Regions from separate parts of the Homo sapiens genome. Here region 2 is linked to region 1. A link is a loop called in an ENCODE intact Hi-C map of the cell type or tissue named here. Cell type or tissue: pancreas. All regions are shown on one strand.

The links. Peaks named below come from ENCODE experiments on the same cell type or tissue, not always from the same donor. Only the 100,000 strongest peaks of a DNase experiment are listed, where the experiment ranks them.
Region 2: it touches region 1 in a loop (4-fold over the local background); 1 of 110 quality-filtered maps calls a loop at or near these places.

The regions. Positions count from the first base shown.
Region 1 is chr9:77,942,722-77,946,721 of GRCh38, forward strand. All of the region lies in intron 1 of GNAQ (G protein subunit alpha q), which reads right to left. Among named protein-coding and RNA genes, the nearest start is that of GNAQ, 87 kb to the right of the region's middle. In pancreas, no CTCF peak of the experiment used is centred here; no DNase peak of the experiment used is centred here; H3K27ac peaks cover 1,020 bases.
Region 2 is chr9:78,002,750-78,006,749 of GRCh38, forward strand. All of the region lies in intron 1 of GNAQ (G protein subunit alpha q), which reads right to left. Among named protein-coding and RNA genes, the nearest start is that of GNAQ, 27 kb to the right of the region's middle. In pancreas, CTCF peaks have their summits at 1,966 (motif pointing right) and 2,172; no DNase peak of the experiment used is centred here; H3K27ac peaks cover 749 bases.

The sequences.
Region 1 (4,000 bases):
CTCAACTGCACCCCTTCAAATATCCACATGTAGAAAACTTTTAAAAATAAAGACACTTGAAATCTACCAGAATATGATCAATAGCTGTGTCTGGCTTGTAAAAATACAGGTTATATTATCTTTTTGTCTGTATTTTACAAATTTCTAACAAGCATTTACAAATTAAATTTTAAGCAATCTTTGCAATCCTTGCAAATCTGCTGCACTTGGATCCAATAATTAACCAACTGGTTATTTGACTGTAAATGAGTGAATTTACCTTTCTGGTTTTCATTTATCATTAAATGGGCTGGGAATGATGACTTCTTAATGGATAGAAACAAAATCCATGAAAAAAGAGTACTATTTTTAGAAGTTCCACTAGTCCCAGTTAGCACATAAGACTAATAACCTCACAAGGCAGATGTTGGGCATTGCAGAACCCATTTCTGACCTCAAAAGCTCTCAGGTCAACATAGATTTGAAGATTATTCTAACCCAGGGAACCAAGGAAAGGGCTCCCCTCAGGGGTTTTGGTTCCTGAGTCAAATTTGAGCCTCAAGATCATTTTAAAGCCAAGCTACAAACCACAAAAGAAACTTAAGAGATATTAACTACAGTATATACTGACACATGTTCGACGTGTCTTGAGAAAAGGAAAAATATGTTGTAACAGATTTGCAAATGTAACATGACACGGGCAAGAACACTGGGAATGTTAGTCCCTTTTCTGCGATTAAAATGTTTGACTTTCAGTAGTCACAGGAATAATATGGGTCACAATTCTCCCATATTTACAAGAGTCAGACTGGATAAACTCAAAAGTGTCTTCTCTTTCTATAATGATATAAATCTCTAGTATGCACATTCATGTGAGACCACTCTTAATTAAAGCTTGATTTCCTCTACTACACAAATTGGAAAAAAAAATAAAGTACCTTTATCCTGGAAGTAACTAACTTTTTTTTTTTTTTTTTTTTTGAGACGACGTCTTGCTCTGTTGCCCAGGCTGGAGTGCAGTGGCGTGATCTTGGCTCACTGCAACCTCTGCCTCCTGGGTTCAAGCAATTCTCCTGCCTCAGCCTCCCAAGAGTAGCTGGGATTTACAGGTACACAACACCACGCCTGGCTAATTGTTGTATTTTTAGTAGAGATGTGGTTTTGCCATGATGGCCAGGCTGGTCTCCAACTCCCTACCTCAGGTGATCCACCCACCTCAGCCTCCCAAGGTGCTGGGATTACAGGCGTGAGACACAGTGCCTAGCCAGTGACTTCTTATTTTAAAATTGTCCCATGTGGTGTTAGGCAACTACCAGAATACTGCTTTAGAAGAACATTCAATAGTGAGAAAATATGTTCCTCATATATTAGAAGAGAAAACAGGCAGGCAGTATGAACGAATGATACCTGTTCAAAATCTACTGATTCATTCAGAATACATACATAATATTAACAATAGGATATCTGGCTAATGGCAATACTAGTACTTTTTTTCTTAATCTTTTCAGTATTTCAAAAATCTGGTACATTTGAAAATAAATTACTTTCATAATCAAAAACTATAATAAAAGCATTTTAGAATTATTCCAGTGGGGCTCACAAATCTTCCGCCATACCAGATCACCTGGCTCCATCAAACAACCAATAGAGGCTGTTTTATGAAGCTGTGTATACAAGATGCAGGTTGTCACTTAAACCATTCATTTAAAACACTCAATCATCCTTGCACCATCAAGCCGCCTCACCCCATATATCCTCTTTAGACCAGAAACCAAACCATTCCTATTCCCTCCTCCACCAAACTTACCATTCAGCAACCTCTGAGGCCCCTCTGGTCAGGCCCAGTAGAAAATATGTTTGGGAGTAGGTGGAAGTTCATGGGACCCCTCACATAACTCTGTGAACCACCATTTCTTCCACTGAGGCATTGCTCCAACCTCTGCCACTCATTGTAACGCAAGAGAAATCTGGTCTGCCACTTTGACACTAACTTAGCTTGCCCAGTGTGAAATTAACTGTGTAAAGTACAGTAAAATATTCAGTGAACACAAGATGACACACTGCCTCTTTAAAGCAGCTGTGATTCCATAATTACCTGTTTGTGATTGGAGTGACAAGAAGATCTGAATAATTCAGGTATTCAGAGTCTAAATACTTTACGAAACAGCTAGTTCTGGAAGGATATAAATCCAAAGAGAGCAAAGGAAACAAGGGAGAGCCACTCTGCTCATGTGGGCTGTCCCATCCAAGAACACCAGGGGTCTCAACCCACCGCAGAGAATTCAGCAAGGCGGCTGGGGAAGCACAAAGGTCTGTCAGCTTTCCAGTTCCTTCTGAGTCTGTCTTCACAGTGCAACTTCCTTATTTGTTTGAAGTATTGTAAATTCCGAGAATATCAGGCACACCCATACTCAAATGTAAGTAGAAAAACACATCGCAAAGCCAAATACAAATTGGTTCTTGGGCTATTAACTGGGGATCATCCATCAGATAAGGCTGATTTTCTTCTTTTAAGTGTTTAATGTGGCACCTTCACAAAAGAGGTAAATCTATTTGCCAGCTTTGAAAATGTAGCACTTGAAACAGATATGAAGTAGCTATAAAGTTGCTTTACTCAAAAAGTAAGAAAATAAGTAGTTTAAAAAAAAAGAGAGAGAGAGATTTCTTAAATTCCACACTGCTTTGTTACCACTAAACTAAATGTACTGCCTCAGGTTGTGTCTGTCTGGGTTATGATTACATGCAAAACCTAGGTCAAAACGGCCCTCCATTATTTTATGCATGTGGCTTTTCAATAAAGTGTTTATTAGGAAAACAGAAAAAGCCTTCTTATTTTGGAAAATGCCTTAAAATGCTTAATTACCTAGGTTAGAGGTAAGCTACATACTCACGGATGAAAAATATATCCTCTTAGGGAAAAAAACCCGGTTGCCCTAATTATACATGGATGATCTAATTAAACTGTCATTCACAATTCATTAAAGCTATTAATAAATCATAAATGGGCAAAAGGGATAATATAGTTAAATTTATAGGAGCATTAAGACCTATTAAAGGCAGCCAAGTACTAGTGGTGAAGTTCCCTAAGAACATGAACTTTACACCTCATCCAAGGGACCCTTAGAGGCCGCATCTAAAGGCTCTAGACTGCCTCCTCGTTTATAAATGAGGAAACTGAGGTCTACTGAAGTTATGCGAATCACCCAAGTTTACATCCTCTAACTTTCCCACTACTTATAAGGTTGCCACACTTCCTGAATTGCAGGCATTTCTTCAGTCCTAAACAGAAAATGCTAGCATGCCTTGCTACTTTAAGTGGAGGACGAGAGCTTGATAATCATTCCTGGAATAGTTCACAGAACAAAATATTAGATGGGAAGTTAACTGACGCAGAGGAGAGAGGACCAAATGGTGAAGTGGTAACATCACTATCTACAGAACAACCACCATGCTGCTAGTGGATACTGCAAGAAGAGAGAAGCAACAGGAACTAAAGAAAAACAGAAACATTTTGTGAAGTCTGATGTGTCCAGAAAAAGGGTTCCTAGGAATTTCTTGGTGAGTAAAATATCCTTATTAGTAATCTACCTGTTGACAAAAGAAATTTTTGCTTAAACTAAGAGAATCACACTGCCAACCAAAACAGCAGAGTAACCACTATGTCAATAAAGGATTGAGAATAAGCAGAACATTTTCCAGCTCTATAAATACTATGTTTTCTTCCTCTTAAGATTCCACATTTCCAAAAACCCCAAAAACACCCAGGCAAAGGAAACTCCATCAAAAGCACATTACGTCTTAGCACTAGTCAGTCAGTGCCTGCACCCCACAAACCAACGTGCAAAACCTGGGCGTATGACCCAGCAGTCGTGCTCCACCACTGACTGCTGGAAAAACCAGTCTCTTCAAATAGGCAATGCAGAATAAGACAAAAATAAAATAAAATAAAATGAAACCTTCTCTGTATTGTTGTTAACTGCAGTCTTTATTTTACACAATAACAGTGTATTTCTGATGCCTT
Region 2 (4,000 bases), 60 kb after region 1:
CTGAATGGAAAAAAATCAAAGACATCCAACTGTCATTGAATATCCCTTAATACTTACAATTGGTTTTCTATCATCATATCAACTACCTTTTCTCCCCACCTAAATGACTAATTCTTTGAGGGCCGGTAGAAAATGTCACATTTCCTTTCAGTCTACCATAGCATCTAGTACAGAACGAGATACACAGGAGGTCTCAAACAAATACATAGTAGTTATTTCATATTAAAAATCAAAAGAAAGCTCCATATAAGAAGTTTTCAAAACACTAGATTTTATGAGTCAAAGAAAAAATGAAATTTGGAAAACGGTATTCAAAATAAAAAGAGCTTTGATAATGTAGAGGAAATTTAGCAACCAAGTTAAAAGATTTGTTTTAGCCTTATAATTCAAAACCAAATTTGTGTCTGTATTACAGGAAATCCATCCAAATATAAAGGAGAATGTCCAAAAAGAAAAAAGAAAGAACAGAAATCCCTCAAGGAATGAAAAGTGCCTTCAAGAGGGAAAATTAGATGAGAGAGCACTAGCTATCTCCAAAGTTTCTCACCAGAATTCTTTCTCTTGAGCCGTATTCTCTATCTTCATCTTAAAAATAAACAGAACCCAGAAGTCCTTGATGGGGTAATTTTTGCTGTCTTCCATAGTATTCTTCTCTCTTGTACCTGTTAGCACTGACCAGTGAGGACAAGGCCACTGATACCTTCAGAGATGACGAACCAGGAAGAAGGCTTTTGTGTTACAGAATCTTTATCTTAGACACTGAGACTAAAAATGACAAGCTGCGGCCGGACACAGTGGCTCACACCTGTAATCCCAGCATTTTGGGAGGCCGAGGCGGGCAGATCATTTGAGACCTGGAGTTCAAGACCAGCCTGGGCAACATGGCGAAACCCCTTGTTTACTAAAAATACAAAAAATAAACTGGGTGTGGTAATGCACGCCTGTAATCCCAGCTACTGGGGAGGCTGAGGCACGAGAATCACTTGAACCGGGGAGGCAGAGGTTGCAGTCAGCCTAGATAGCGTCATTGCACTCCATTCTGGGCTTTAGAGCAAGACTGTCTAAAAAAAAAAAAAAGAAAAAAAAAAGCTGGAGTCCGAACTGCACCATAAACTGCACTTGTAACACTTTGCCAAAGTAGAAAGTACCAACAATCAACTCACTCATTGAGCAAACAAAAAAGCATAATATGCACTAAATGCTATTAGAACACAAGACAAATTACATATCCTGCCTTCAGGGATCTGACAGGTTGCTATGGAGGAACAAATGTGTATAAATCATCACAATTACAAGATGGGGCTGAATTTGCCCTAGCCACCCAAAGCTGACCTCCAACTACAGGTATCTGCACCTCGCTGCCTGAGGACTTTTCTCCAAGGTAGGGATGGCCACCCGAGAAGCCAAAGGTGGCAGGAATTGACAGCCCCCAACTAATGACCATCCAAAGTTGGTATATAAATACTCCAGTTGGCTATGACTGAGCCACTGAACTGCAGCCTGGACGACAGAGTAAGACTCTGTCTCAAAAAAAAAAAAAAAAAATTAATTAAGTTAAATGCTCCAGCTACCTTACTCTTCAGGTGGGACAAATTTACAGCATCACCATTCTCCGAAGTGGGGTCTCTGGACCCATGCCAACAGCATCATTATCACCAGGTGCTCATGAGAAATTCAGACTCTCAGGTCTCACCCCAGACCTGAGTCTGAACCTGCATTTTAACAAGGTCCCCAGGAGATTCTCATGAACATGAAAGTTTGAGAAGTCCTGCGTGACATCATCTCCCAGAGCTTCTCCCCAAGCTTGACCTCCAACTGCCCATTGCCATTAGTGGTTTAATAATGCACCTTTATTGGCTGCCTTCCCTTAGCTATCTCACTTCTCCACTTGCATACCAATACCTCCTGCACATATCAAAAAAACTCAGACATAAACAAACATAAAACGTCATAGGAGTCAACAGAAACTTTGACCACTAGAGGGATCAGAAAAGGCAATGAGAAAGAGGCACCATTTAACATGGGTTTTGAAACACGGTAGGATTTGCACAGAGAGCGATGGAGGAAAAAGCATCCTAGGGGTGGGAGAGAAGAGAGGAAAGCAACAAATATCTGAGGAGGGGAAGGAAAAGGGTTAGTGTCCTCATTTGGCTAAACTGTCAAATACCTCAAGGCAAGCAGTAAGGAATAAGGCTAGAAGAGGGGGTGGGATCAGATAAACTTGACTGACAGATAAACATATCTGGCCTTTATTTCACAATGAATGCAATGTAATTAATGGTTTGGAGAGATGACAAAACTACAATTTTTCTCTTTTTCTGAGACAGGCTCTTGCTCTATCACCCAGGCTGGAGTGCAGTGGGGCAATCATGACTCACTGCAGCCCTCACCTCACGGGCTCAAGCGATCCTCCCACACCCCATGTAGCTGGGACCACAGGTGGGCACCACCACACCCAGCTAATTTTTGTATTATTTGTAGAGATGGTGTTCTTCATGTTGCCCAGGCTGGTCTTGAACTCCTGGGCTCAAGCAATCTGCCCGCCTTGGCCTCCCAAAGTGCTGGGATTATAGGCATGAGCCACTGTACCCACCCAACTGTAATTAACATGGGTTAAGAAAAGTAACCAGAGAGCAATGTGAAAAATGTAGGAAGGGTGGGGAATTAGTGTCTAGAGTGCTCCCCATTGTCTGGGGAAGCGGGAGTTTGCCTTGCCTCATGTGAAGAAGGAGGCCCAATACTAACCAAAGGGTAAATAACTGAGCGTTCTATGTGTGCATAATAATGTCTTACTCACAGTAGTTACCAAAACATATCACGGAAGAAGCAAAATAATAATCACATCAGTGTGCATCTGGATAGTGATCTGTTTTCAAGGAACTTTTACCAACACCATCCCATGTGATCCTCCCAACAAACTTGGTGCAGTAGTGCATGGGTCAAGGTTGCAGTGCCAATACTCTAGCCCAGAGCACTCCACCTTAACCAAGTAGAGGCCTTCAGCAGTTGATGATGGGTATGTGTTAGGCATCCCCACGACTACTCCCCAGGCTCAATGATTCACCTGGAAGACTCGCCCGTCTCAGCATATAGTTGTATCATGGCTACAATGTATTACAAGAAAGCAAAATGCAAAATCGGCCAACGGAAAAGGGTATGGGATGAAGTCTGGAAGAAACTAGACACAAGCTTCCATGGGTCCTCTCCAAGTGGGGTCACATTTAATGCTGCCAACAACCAGTTGTGACAATAAACATGAAATGTCTTAAGTTATTGCACGCAGGCTTACTATGTTAACTCTTTCCTGTACGGGGTCACAAATGGATTCCTGGAACGTGAGTTCTAATAATGCTATTGATTTAAATGCCCTAGCTAATTCCCAGAGGTAAACTGTCATAAATAGGAATTTGAGGGACTTAGTGCAGGTTGGGTATGTGAAATATACATGCAATTTGTTCTAATCTGTCAGTTAATTTCAGAGAATAACACAACATAAAACAAATCCATTATGTGTGTGATAAGAAATATAATTACCTATTTCTATCTGGCTGCAATTATGTCAATAAAAAAGAAGTATACTGCCCCCTGCCCCATAAGATCTCAATTCAGTAGGACTGTCTTCAACTGAGACATAGGATCAACCAAAAACACTGTCTTGTACACACATACCAAAAAATCTTAGAGAAAAATACTCTATCAGGCAATAAGAAGTAAACCTACTGTTGCTTTCCCCACTGTTCTCAGCATATCCCTAATTGGTACTACCAAAAAAAATAAATTATCTGCAATCCCAGGACTAAAACCTTTCCAAGCATCATTCAAACTAGGATAGTGTTTGTTCTTTCATTTCCTTCATTTGATCATGCTTTCAGAAACAATGCTTATCTTAAGGTCTCCTGAAATACGCCTTTTGGAAATTTACTGCAAAGTTATGATGGAAATTGAGTTGTTTTCATATGTGTGTTTAGAACTGTCTAAATGTAACAAAGTCGAGTTTGAG